Regions from separate parts of the Homo sapiens genome. Here regions 1, 2 and 3 are each linked to region 4. A link is a contact called in ENCODE Hi-C or POLR2A ChIA-PET data. All regions are on one chromosome and are shown on one strand. The core of a region is the stretch at or near the end of the contact, and the rest is flanking DNA. Distances in the headings are between cores, read along the strand shown. Region 1 overlaps INPP5B (inositol polyphosphate-5-phosphatase B). Region 2 holds the start of INPP5B (inositol polyphosphate-5-phosphatase B). Region 3 holds the start of ZNF684 (zinc finger protein 684). Region 4 overlaps MACF1 (microtubule actin crosslinking factor 1).

Evidence for each region. A loop is a pair of places that touch in the nucleus more often than their neighbours do. ChIA-PET counts read pairs that join two places held with the same protein, here RNA polymerase II (POLR2A). Pooled maps may share reads with other maps.
Region 1: a loop to region 4 is called in a pooled map, with 4 times the contacts of the local background. The contact joins two enhancer-like sites. A Hi-C loop is called at or near these places in 3 of 50 pooled maps. POLR2A ChIA-PET finds 5 or more read pairs at or near these places in 3 of 52 experiments (AG04449, H1 and naive thymus-derived CD8-positive, alpha-beta T cell).
Region 2: a pooled map shows a loop between it and region 4 (2.5-fold over the local background). The contact joins the promoter of INPP5B here to the enhancer-like site in region 4. A Hi-C loop is called at or near these places in 3 of 50 pooled maps. POLR2A ChIA-PET finds 5 or more read pairs at or near these places in 2 of 52 experiments (AG04449 and naive thymus-derived CD8-positive, alpha-beta T cell).
Region 3: a loop to region 4 is called in a pooled map, with 2.7 times the contacts of the local background. The contact joins the promoter of ZNF684 here to the enhancer-like site in region 4. A Hi-C loop is called at or near these places in 1 of 50 pooled maps. POLR2A ChIA-PET finds 5 or more read pairs at or near these places in 2 of 52 experiments (H1 and activated naive CD4-positive, alpha-beta T cell).

What each region holds. Positions count from the first base shown.
Region 1 is chr1:37,924,621-37,927,320 of GRCh38, reverse strand. All of the region lies in intron 7 of INPP5B (inositol polyphosphate-5-phosphatase B), which reads left to right. Among named protein-coding and RNA genes, the nearest start is that of INPP5B, 21 kb to the left of the region's middle. RefSeq lists an enhancer at 919-1,158. Within about 2 kb of position 1,301, at least 5 of the 41 ENCODE cell types and tissues checked have a DNase peak (open chromatin) inside an H3K27ac peak, as active enhancers do.
Region 2 is chr1:37,945,768-37,948,467 of GRCh38, reverse strand. INPP5B (inositol polyphosphate-5-phosphatase B) reads left to right here and starts at 1,415. Exons shown (of 24, transcript NM_005540.3): 1 at 1,415-1,478; 2 at 2,134-2,216; 3 at 2,618-2,700. The coding sequence starts at 2,160. It also overlaps a transcript of LOC105378651 not described here. RefSeq lists enhancers at 1,247-1,486, 1,064-1,593.
Region 3 is chr1:40,530,207-40,532,906 of GRCh38, reverse strand. It overlaps ZNF684 (zinc finger protein 684), which reads right to left and starts at 1,270. Exons shown (of 5, transcript NM_152373.4): 1 at 1,120-1,270. It overlaps LOC124904149 (a long non-coding RNA gene), which reads left to right and starts at 1,361. Exons shown (of 2, transcript XR_007066022.1): 1 at 1,361-1,419; 2 at 1,552-2,329. RefSeq lists an enhancer at 1,176-1,470.
Region 4 is chr1:39,213,903-39,216,602 of GRCh38, reverse strand. The region is part of intron 1 of MACF1 (microtubule actin crosslinking factor 1); the gene reads right to left. Among named protein-coding and RNA genes, the nearest start is that of MACF1, 11 kb to the right of the region's middle. RefSeq lists enhancers at 1,596-1,705, 2,084-2,700. Within about 2 kb of position 1,407, at least 23 of the 41 ENCODE cell types and tissues checked have a DNase peak (open chromatin) inside an H3K27ac peak, as active enhancers do.

The sequences.
Region 1 (2,700 bases), core at 52-2,551, 1.3 Mb after region 4:
TTATTTAACTGCTCCTTTTTTTTTTTGAGACGGAGTCTTGCTGTGTCACCAGGCTAGGAGTGCAGTGGCACGATCTTGGCTCACTGCAACTTCCACCTCCCGGGTTCAAGTAATTCTCCTGCCTTAGCCTCTCTAGTAGCTGGGACTACATACATGCACCTGCACGCCACCACACCCAGCTAATTTTTGTATTTTTAGTAGGGATGGTGTTTCACCTTGTTGGCCAGGATGGTCTCCATCTCCTGACCTTGTGATCTGCCCGCCTGGGCCTCCCAAAGTGCTGAGATTACAGGCGTGAGCCACCGCGCCTGGCCTCACTGTTCTTAACATCTTTTTTCTTTTCTTTTTTTTTCTTCCTAACCACTAGATGACCAGGGATGCTGTTAACTTCCTTTTGCAGCTTTTTCTTTCCTTAAAAAGAGTGAAGTCTGATTTGGGAGAAATACCTCATTATTTCCATCTAGCAACTGAAGTTGCTCTTATTCAGAAAACCCCATTGAGGATCCTGTACAGGGCCCAGTACTTATCCAAGTCAGTCTGTAAAATGTTCACCTGCATTGCATCCTGGGTACATGCAAAACCTGGAGCTGTGTTCTGGAGGGTTTTGAACTATGCACTAAAAAGGAAATGGCTACTCAGAAGTCCCACAGGGGCCATTCTGGGCTATTTTAACAAAGCAGTAATAGCAAATACATTTTGTTTTTTTTTAATCCAAAGTTGATTAGAAATGAGCCAGCTTCGCCGGGTGTGGTGGCTCAAGCCTGTAATCCCAGCACTTTCAGAGGCCGAGGTGGGCGGATCACAAGGTCAGGAGTTCAAGACCATCCTGGCCAACGTGGTGAAACCCCATCTCTACTAAAATATAAAAAATTAGCTGGGCGTGGTGGCGTGCGCCTGTATCCCAGCTACTTGAGAGGCTGAAGCAATCACTTGAACCTGGGAGGCGGAGGTTGCAGTGGGCTGAGATCACGCCACTGCATGCCAGCCTGACGACAGTGAGACTCCGTCTCAAAAAAAAAAAGAAATGAACCAGCTTTGTAGTAACTCAAATTTACAAGGGGATGTGTTTAAGTATTTTTTCTTCTGGACCCAGGAAACAAAGTATTAAAGTCTGTCATGCCAGTGAAAGGAAATGAATGCTATTTATATCTCAGGGTAACATAAAGGGTAACCTAGTTTACCAGAGTAGAAGCCAGAGAGCATGTTAGCAAAATAGCCCCCGGGGTGGTTTTCTCTCTCACTCTCTCTTTCATCTTGTTTTGTCAGTACTAATAGGTAAAACTTGTGTGACCAACATATCCTTTTAGCATGGAGAAAATAAATTTGCTTTTGTTTATCTTAGAGAACAAATATTGCCCATCATTTCCACCGTTGTGGGAAGCTCTGCAGGCTCCTAAGTAACTTATTTTAAGTCACTTTGTTTCCTTAAACAAAAGAGAACTGTATTCGTTTTTCTTCTTCCTTTTGTTGTTCCCCTCTCCATTTTCCTTCTTTGGGCCATTTAATCCAGTTTTATGTTTCTAGTACAAGAGAACCCCCTAAAGATTCTTTTTTTCTTCTGAAAACAGTTTGTTTTGGAATTCTGCAGTTATTGTTGAGAGCAAGTGAGGTGACCCACAAACACTCAGTTAGAAGTGGAGCTTTGAACAGAAAAATCCTCAGGGAGGGACAGTTCAGGAAGAGGGAGGCATCAATATATTTATTAGAGGAAAGATACTGTACTGTTGGAGGATAGATGCTAGCTGACTTGCATGTTTTTCTTTGCTACTTAAAATATACTGTTAGCCCGGCACAGTGGTGCGCACCTGTAGTCCCAGCTACTCGGAGGCTGAGGCAGGAGTCTTGCTTGAGGAGTTCCAGACCAGCCTGGGCAACATAGTGATATCTCTAAATTTAAATAGATAAATATATAAAATAAATTACGCTCTAACAGTTTTGTTATTGGTGATCCATACATGAACTGAAGCTAGCAAATATGAATGAGAAGAGACTTTCTTTCTTGGAATGCCAATGATGAGAATTTAAACAAAGTGGATGTCAAGAGGCCTGGACATTTTTCTTTTTCTTTTCTTCATGGTTCCTTGGTGCACTATTACTTTCTCTTTTTGTTTTTATTTATTTTTATTTTTATTTTATTTTATTTTTTTGAGACGGAGTCTCACTCTGTCACCCAGGCTGGAGTGCAGTGGTGTGATCTCTGCTCACTGCAGCCTCCACCTCCTGGGTTTAAGCAGTTCTCCTGCCTCAGCCTCCCAAGTAGCTGAGATTACAGGCATGTGCTAACATGTCTGGCTACTCTTTGTATTTTCAGTAAAGACGGGGTTTCAACATGTTGGCCAGGCTGATCTTGAACTCCTGATTTCAGGTGATCTGCCCACCTTGGCCTCCCAAAGTGCTGGGATTATAGGCGTGAGCCATCATGCCTGGACTAATTTTTATATTTTTAGTAGAGACAGGGTTTCACCATGTTGGCCAGGCTGGTCTTGAACTCCTGACCTCAAGTGATTCAGCCTGCCTTGGCCTCCCAAAGTGCTGGCATTACAGGTGTGAGCCACCATGCGCAGCCTCTTTTTGTTTTTAGAGACGAGATCTCCCTGTGTTGCCCAGGCCGGTCTCAAACTCCTGACCTCAAGTGATCTTCCCGCCTCTGCCTCCCAAAGTGCTGGGATTACAGGCATGAGCCACCGCGCTTGACCTCTT
Region 2 (2,700 bases), core at 166-2,665, 1.3 Mb after region 4:
AGACACTGAATTCAAATAAACTTGAGCTCCATTTGTGCTGTGGATGTTTCCAGGAAAAGAAATGGATTGAGAAGAAGGCAACGACTGTTTCTGGAAGGGGTTTACATATGCAAAGTTGAACTGGTCATTAGGATGGCCACTTCACTTGGGGAAAGAGGAAGGGAAACTGTTCACAAGTCACAACAGTCACCCCCTCCCCAGCACTGAAGGCCCATTCCTTCAGTTTGGGCCAAAGCTTGAGAGAAGGTGTATTTATTAAAATAGTTCAGAAAGTAATTCACTAACTCCATAGATAACTGTGTGCCAGAAACTGCTGGTATGTTGATGAAAAGGCATAGTCCTGTCCAACGGGAGCTTACAGCTTAATTAAACAGCCAATAGGCCAAGTGAGAATGATCCTAGCATTCCTTATCTGAGCTGGGTGAGCAATCACAGCTCACTGCAGCCTTGAACTCCTGGGCTCAAGCAATCCTCCCACCTCAGCCTCCCAAGTAGCTGGGACTACAGGCATGCACCACCATACCCGGCTAAATTTAAAAAAATTTTTTTTTAGAGATGGGGTCTCAAACTCCTGGCCTCAAGCGATCCTCCCTCCTTGGCCTTCCAAAGTGCCGGGATTACAGACATGAGCCACTGTGCCCAGTCCCTGTGCTGGCTCTTTTTGTCCATCTTGGGTAACCTCCTTATCTTAGATGGGGAAATTGAGTCCCAAGGGAAGAAAGGTCTTGGCCAAGGTCACAAAGCCAGGCGGATCAGGGGAAGGACGTTGCCGGACAGGAACAGTGTCATACCCTTTATAAAGTGCGTTCACACCCAGTAGCCTCAAACAGCCCTGTGTGGCAGGAGGGCTGGGTGGGGCTAAGGGAGGAAATAGGGCAGTGTGTAGCGGTATAAATGGCCCAGGAGTTGCAGTCAGACTTTCAGTGGAGTCCCAGTGTTGCCACCTGCTAGCTGCAGGACTTAATGTCAAACTGCTTAACCTATCCAAGGCTCAGTTTCTCCACCTGGAAAATGGACATAATGGTTCTTCATAGTCTGGTTCTCCCTCCATTAAACCAGGAGAAGGTAGTTATTTTAGGGGAAGAGTTTCAGTAGAGGTCCGGGTTGTCTACCCTGGAGTGAGAAGAGCTGAGGATGGAACTAAGGAGAAAATAAAAATGCATTATATTCTTCCCCTAAGATAAAATGTGACCATCTTCCTTCTGGGTGGGAAGCTCTGGCCCCATGACCTAGAGGGCTGGGGATGGGAGTGAGGGCAATCATTAGAAAACCTTTCTGGTATAGGAAGCCCAGTGTACCCCAGGGCCTAAGGGGTTAACACGGATGGAGAGACTCCCCACCCCACGATTGACTCGGGCATGCTGGGACTTGCAGGCTGACTGACCACCATGTGGCGCAGGGGCTGTTGGGAAATGTAGTCACTGTCCCGGAACCTGGGGCAGCGGAGTCCCGTGCGCCCTGTGGTGACAGCTCAGGAGGTAGGTGACAATGTCAGGGAGCTGTGGGTGGGAGCAGAGCAGGAAAGCCAGGGCAGGGCTGGGCAGGAGGGAGTGGGCAAGCTGAGGGCTGGGACACCCCCCAACCCCCGGCCTGCAGCTGATGCAATGGGCCTGCTGGGGCGGGGGTGAAGGGCAAGCAGCAATGGGACACTTCCTGTCTCCAAGGAAAGAGGAATGGGACCCTCCTGAATGACAGTAAGGGGATGTTCCCTGAACCCCACATGGACACACCACTGACACCTCCCAGAGAGGCGCTAGCAGAACAAAAACTGTCCCCAAAAGAGAGGAAGAGCCATGTCCTAGGAGCAAAGGGACTAGGTCCCCTTCTCCAATCCACGTACCCCACTTCCAACAAGGATAGACCACACTCAAGAGCAACTGGATGCCCTCCCAGACAAAGGCAGTATAGCAAACTGTAGATCCCAGCGGGGCAAAGGGACTGGACCCCTATCCCTAAAAACTGAAAGGCCTATTCTAGGGAGGACAAAGAGGAGGAGGAGGAGGATCAGGCCTCCCCGGTACCATCTCCCTCTGCAAAGGCCCCTCCCTCCTGCCCCCAACCCCTCTGAGGCAGCTCCACCACCCCATGCGTAACTTGTTGACCAAAGCGGGGCTCCTATCTCCCCTCCCACAGGGTGTGTGCGCTCAGCAGGGGCCAGCATGGACCAGTCTGTGGCAATCCAGGAGACGCTGGCTGAGGGGGAATACTGCGTCATCATATCCTTCCTGTGCTAACTGCGGCCCTGAGCCTGCCCTGGCCTTGGGAAGAGGAATGGAAGGTGTCGAGGTGTCTATCCCCTCTCCTGCCCCTCTGAACCATCAGGGGAGAAGGAAATCAGTATTTACTAAGTACTTACTGAGTCCTGGACTCTCAGCCAAATGCTTTAAATACGCAGTTATCCTCCTAACTCCCTATGAAGTTGGGGATTATTATCCTCATTTCATAGATAAGGAAGGCTTAGAGAGCCTGTTTGTCTGTTAGTTCAGCACATGGTTTGAGTGCTCACCCAAGGCCACACAGTGAATCTGGGGGGGCAGGGGAACAGAGGGAAGGTGGGACAGCCTGGGTGGGGAGAGGCCTCGCCTCTGGGTTGTCTTCCCTTGACTCTGAGCCGCAGGCGGTGCAAGGTGTGCTGTGTGAGGGGGACAGCCGGCAGAGCCGCCTCCTGGGACTCGTGCGCTACCGCCTGGAGCACGGCGG
Region 3 (2,700 bases), core at 21-2,520, 1.3 Mb before region 4:
TGTCCTACTGATCTAGCACCAAGTGGTTCCTCTTGAAACAGTTATTTTTTTTCCTCCCAGAAATTTATCCTGAAGAAATAATGAATGAGTTGACTCACTTAAAAGCTTGGTCTCTGAAGCTCCGTAAGTCTAAAAATGATTCCTTCCTGTGATTCTCTGGTTTCTACTCTGACGCTGGGATAAGAGATTGCAAATTAGGTTGGGCTTTCTTGAGAAGGCTGGATTCAGGGACCCAGGAACACTTTTTTTTATTTTTTTTTTGTTAAGCTGGATCCTTCAGTTTAAACTCCAAATGTTTCTCTCTGTAGAAACTCGCCATCTCCTATGAGCTTAGAACTGCTGGGGCTCTAGAAAGGGTATAATGGGCAAACCGGGGACTCACATCTTCATTTACACAGTCTGCACTGGAAGATCTGCAGATACACCAAGAGACTCTACAAAATGACTACAAATCGAAATTTACTCAGCATTCATTGCTCAAACATTTCAGGAGAATAAACCCAACTCTGTTTTATGCAGGAATGCTATACTGTAAAAAAAAAAAAAAAGAAATTTGGAGAAAATGTATCTGAGTTTGAATCTCAGTTCTTCCACTTACTAAGCTGTGTGAGTCCAGGCAAGTAATTTCACCTTTCAGCTTCAGTTAACTCATATGCAAAATGGTAATAGCATTTACTTCAAATGATTGCTGAGAATACCCTTCTAATCCATAGCAGTTTCTCAAGAATGCTTTCTTCCTGGATCCCTTGAAATAGCTTACAGTTTCCACTGGATCCCTTGACACGGCTTAAAATTGTCGCAGGCTCCAGTCGGGCCAACTATGCTCTTGGAACCAGGAAAGGTACAGTTAGATGAACAGACTCCTACATAGTGACCTTGACCTACAAGAGCAGGAATGCAAATTGAGCCTCTCCCAGTCCCACCAGAGCCCTGGACATCTACCCAGTGCCAGTCGGAGCCCAACTCTTGCTTTCTCTCAGCTACTCGAGTTGAACAGGACCCACATATCCAAACCTGAAGTCACTGCGCTTGGAGACTAAAGTTTTATCTTCGGTAGGGTAAACCTAGAAGCCAGTCCCCGCCTTTCTCTTACGTCCTCCGAGTCCAGCAAAGCCATACCTGCCACCCTTTCACTGCCTCGCTCGCAGCTCCGGCTCCAAGCCTGGGATCAGTCACAGCGTCGTCCAGAGACAGGGGAGCAACACCCGCCCGCACTTCCCGCGGCGCTGATTTGAAGATTGAATACCGGCTACCGTCCTACTACGCGTGTGCGGAAGTAACTGTCCACCTAGAGTTCCTGGACTCCTCCCGGGTGTAGGCCATCCGTCGGAGACCACATTTCCCATAAGGCCAGTGGAGCTCGTTTCCGGAAGACGTCAGACGCTGCTTCCTCTTGGGGGGTGGTGCGGAGATTCCCGGGTTGGTATCTCTATTGCTAGCCTGAGAGCCACGCTTTTTAAGTCGTTTTCATTTAAAAGGATACACAGCATTTTTAAATACTGGAAAGTAAAATCGGCGGTATGCTAAAAACAATTTGCTCTTACTCAGCAGGGTTTCTTCTAGCAATGCACCAGGTTAAGTCGGAGAGGTGAAGAGGATCCAACAAAGAAGACTGAGAAGGAATAATCCATGAAGTAGATGGAAAAGTAGGAGAGTTTAGATCTGCAAAACCAAGGGAAGGAAGTGTTTCAAGAAGGGAGTGACCCATTGTCTCAAATGTTGCTCATAGGTCAAGTAAAATGAGAATTAAGAATGGGCCACTGTAGCAATGGTCACCAGTGATGTTGAAACGCCATTTTGGCAGTGGTGGAAGTTTGATAAAGTCTGATGAAAATTTGATAGGAGTTGGAGGGAAGGATGGGAGGAGAGGAAATGGAGAAAGCAAATATACGCAATACTTTTAAGAAGTTTTGTTTTTAAGGTGAGCAGAAAAATAAGGCTATCATGGGATAGGGATTTTGTTAATCTTTTGTTGTTGCGTTTTTCCACGTTCTAATTTTTTTTTTTTTTTTAATTCAAAGATGGGGCTGAGTGTGGTGGCTTATGCCTGTAATCCTAACATTTCAGGAGGCCAAAGTGGGAGGATTGGTTGAGCCCAGGAGTCTGAAACTGCCTAGGCAACATAGTGAGACCCTCATCTCTACAAAAAATAAAAAACTAGCCTGGCATGGCACCCGCCTGAAGTCCCAACTACTTGAGAGGCTGAGATGGGAGGATCGCTTGAGCCCAGACAGTAGAGACTGCAGTGAGCCGTGATCCCGCCACTGCACTGCAGCATGGGCGACAGAGCTAGTCTCTGTCTCAAAAAAATAAAATAAAAAAGATGGAAGAAATTATAGTAAGTTTATGTACTAATTAAAAGGATCTAGGCTGGGCGCAGTGGCTCACGCCTGTAATCCCAGCACTTTGGGAAGCTTAGGTGGGCAGATCACCTGAGGTCAGGAGTTGGAGACCAGCCTGGCCAACGTGGTGAAACCCCGTCTCTACTAAAAATACAAAAATTAGCCGGGCGTGGTGGCAGACGCCTGTAAACCCAGCTACCTGGGAGGCTGAGGCGGGAGAATCACTTGAACCCGGGAGGCAGAGGTTGCAGTGAGCCGAGATCACACCACTGCACTCCAGCCTGGGCGACAGAGCGAGGCTCTGTCTCAAATAAATGAATTAGTTAATAAAATAAAACAAAAGATCCAGTAGAGGCGG
Region 4 (2,700 bases), core at 158-2,657:
AATACTTGCAAGCACTAGCCTAGGAGTCAGGAGACTGATCAGAACCCTAGTTCTGTTGCTCTCCTTCTCTGAGATTTTTCTAAGGTCTCCTCTTCATCAAACAACTAGTTACTTCAATTTTAATGAAAATCTGCCTATTTGGGTCACAATTTTGCTCCTTGTTAGAGACTCAAAGTATAAAATCAAAAGATAGTAGATTACCAAACCAGTGGTTCCCAAACTAAGATTTCATAGACAAATACATGTTCCACAATAAATCAGAAAGCCTAACAGAAGTTGTCACTTTTCATTTTGCTAAGTAGGGATATCTTAAAAACACACTACCATATAATAACAATTCTTTCATAAAATAAAGGATATTTTAACATTAGAAAGTAGGAGAGACAATTTCAGAATAAAAGACAATTCTTTAAGTTTAGCTTTATGAAAGACACACTACATTTTCTTTATCTTTTTTCATTTTACAGAGAATTGATGTCTCTCAGTCTAGCACCAGTCTGTATACCCTACAATTTTGAAACCAAGGAAACCTACGGCCAAAAAGGTTAAGTCACTTGTTCAAGGCCACAGGACATTACTTAAATAATCATTATTTAATGATGCCTTATCAAGAGAGATCTAAGTCACAGCTAACATGACTCTTCCCCTAGCCTCTCTTATTTAGGTCCCTGACCCCAGATCATCTTTGAGTCTTTTTCTCTCTCTGTCACAGCTGGCAGAGTAAAGTGTAAAAGAACTAGCAATAAGCCCCAAAGAGGAAACATAGGCCATGACTCCTCCCTCCCACCCCCCATCCTCCCGCCAGTCTGCTCAGAGGTGGACTCCGTAACCAACCAACTTCTGCTAAAAATACACTCTGGACTTTCAGCACTATGCAACATACCTTAAAAGTGGTTTCCTGATACAGGCAGAAGCATGAGCATGAATTCAGTCTCTATAAAAAAAGTTCTACACCCAAAGCTTGGGCTCTTAACTGCCAGTTACTGCAAGCTTAAGAAGTTCCCCAGGAAGTAGGGCACCCCAATCTATTCCACTGCACATTTTAACAAGCCTAAAGGTTGTAACACCACAAGGCTTCGAAGTCCATGCATTCCTATGAGTCAATGAGAGCAAGGGCTATTTGGGATCCTCAGGCCCGGACAAGCAAAAAAAAAAAAAACTTCACATACTAACCCATACAGCACATGCGACAAACCAGGTGGGCGTTGAACTCGTGTTCATCTTGGTAACTCGGCCACATGGCGCCCCTGTGTCTGCTGACCCCACCTAAAAGGAGGGGGTACCAAAGAACCTCCAGCTACTGGCCTGTGCACCCTTCGCAGCTCCTCAAAAAGGGCTGTGAGGTGTAGAGAGGAGACAGCAGAACAGAGAAGTGGCTCCACCCACCACTTCCTACTGACCTCCTTCTTCCCTTGAGGTCAGAGAGGAAGCTCCTCCCTAGGGCACTTCCAAAAACTGGGTCCATGTCTCAGGCATATAGCATGCTGCATGCTGTTCAAAAGTAGCACCAACTCTGTGTTTCCAGACCAATAGAGCGTACAGAGGGGAGAGCTCCATATGCAAAAGTCCAGTCAAGGTATGAAGTGAGTAAACCTGAGTAGGAAGAAACTGGTCTTTGAGTTACCCTCCATTTGCAGAGCAGAAGCTTGTAATGTGGTGAATCTTAGTTGCAGGAGAGCTGGTGAGCTAAGTGGTTTACTGCCAAGTCAGGAACAGTGCATCCATTGCCCAACAACTTGCTCCTCAGGTGTGCCTCTTCTCAGGCAGAAGTACATATAGTGTTAACCAAATGAGAAGGTCTCATGATGGGAGAGACTATAATGGAGCAAGCTCATACACTCACCGTCCACTGTGAACAGATCCCTAGATTCCAAAGAAAGTTTCCCTTCCCCGCACTTACAGCTGCCAAAAGGGAAGAGTCAGTAACTCCCCAGTGATTCCACCTACTTTACAGAGTAGCCCCACCTCAGCCAGCCTCGCCTCAGCCAGCCTCCCAGGTAGATTATCACAGCAAATTTTATCAGCTTCAAAAATACCGTTTGCTTGTTGCTCCATTCTTTCCCCTCACAGCCAGGAATGGCATTCCAAAGTCCCCTTCTTCTTCCCAGATCCTCCTACTCTGTCTTTACAGTCAGTGCACTTAACTCAGCTGTGCCAGAAATCCTTTCATCCATCAGTAGAAGGCTGCCTGCTTGTTTGTCCAACTTGTTTTCCGAGTCTTGGCTAATTGTACCAGACACTGGAATGTTGAAGAAACACAATGAAGGGCTTTTTCATTCAGCTGGCCCAGCCCTTCTATTGGTTCTTCACAGTTCTAACCCAACCAGGGGACAGAAAAGTCCAGCCTCTGTGGGTGTCAGGACAGACACTGCAGCCCTGCCCCACACCACTCAAAAAGGCCCCGCTGCAGATAAGGGCCTAATCACTGGCCCTCTGCTCTAGCTCCCTAAATAGAACGACTTCTTCAGGCTAATGCTGCTTTCAATCCTGTTCCTGAAGGCAGGGAGGGAGGAGGGGCAGCACCTAGGAAAGCAAGTTTCCAGAGATTAGCCCAAACGACTACAAATGAAAAAAAGTAAATGCAAGCTTTCCTAGCAGACCATTCAGTTTAAACAAGCCCTATGACCTGCCTCAGTTGCTTGACAACTTCACTCCCAAGTGGGTATCCCTCCCACCTACAAACTGCTAATAATCCTGTTA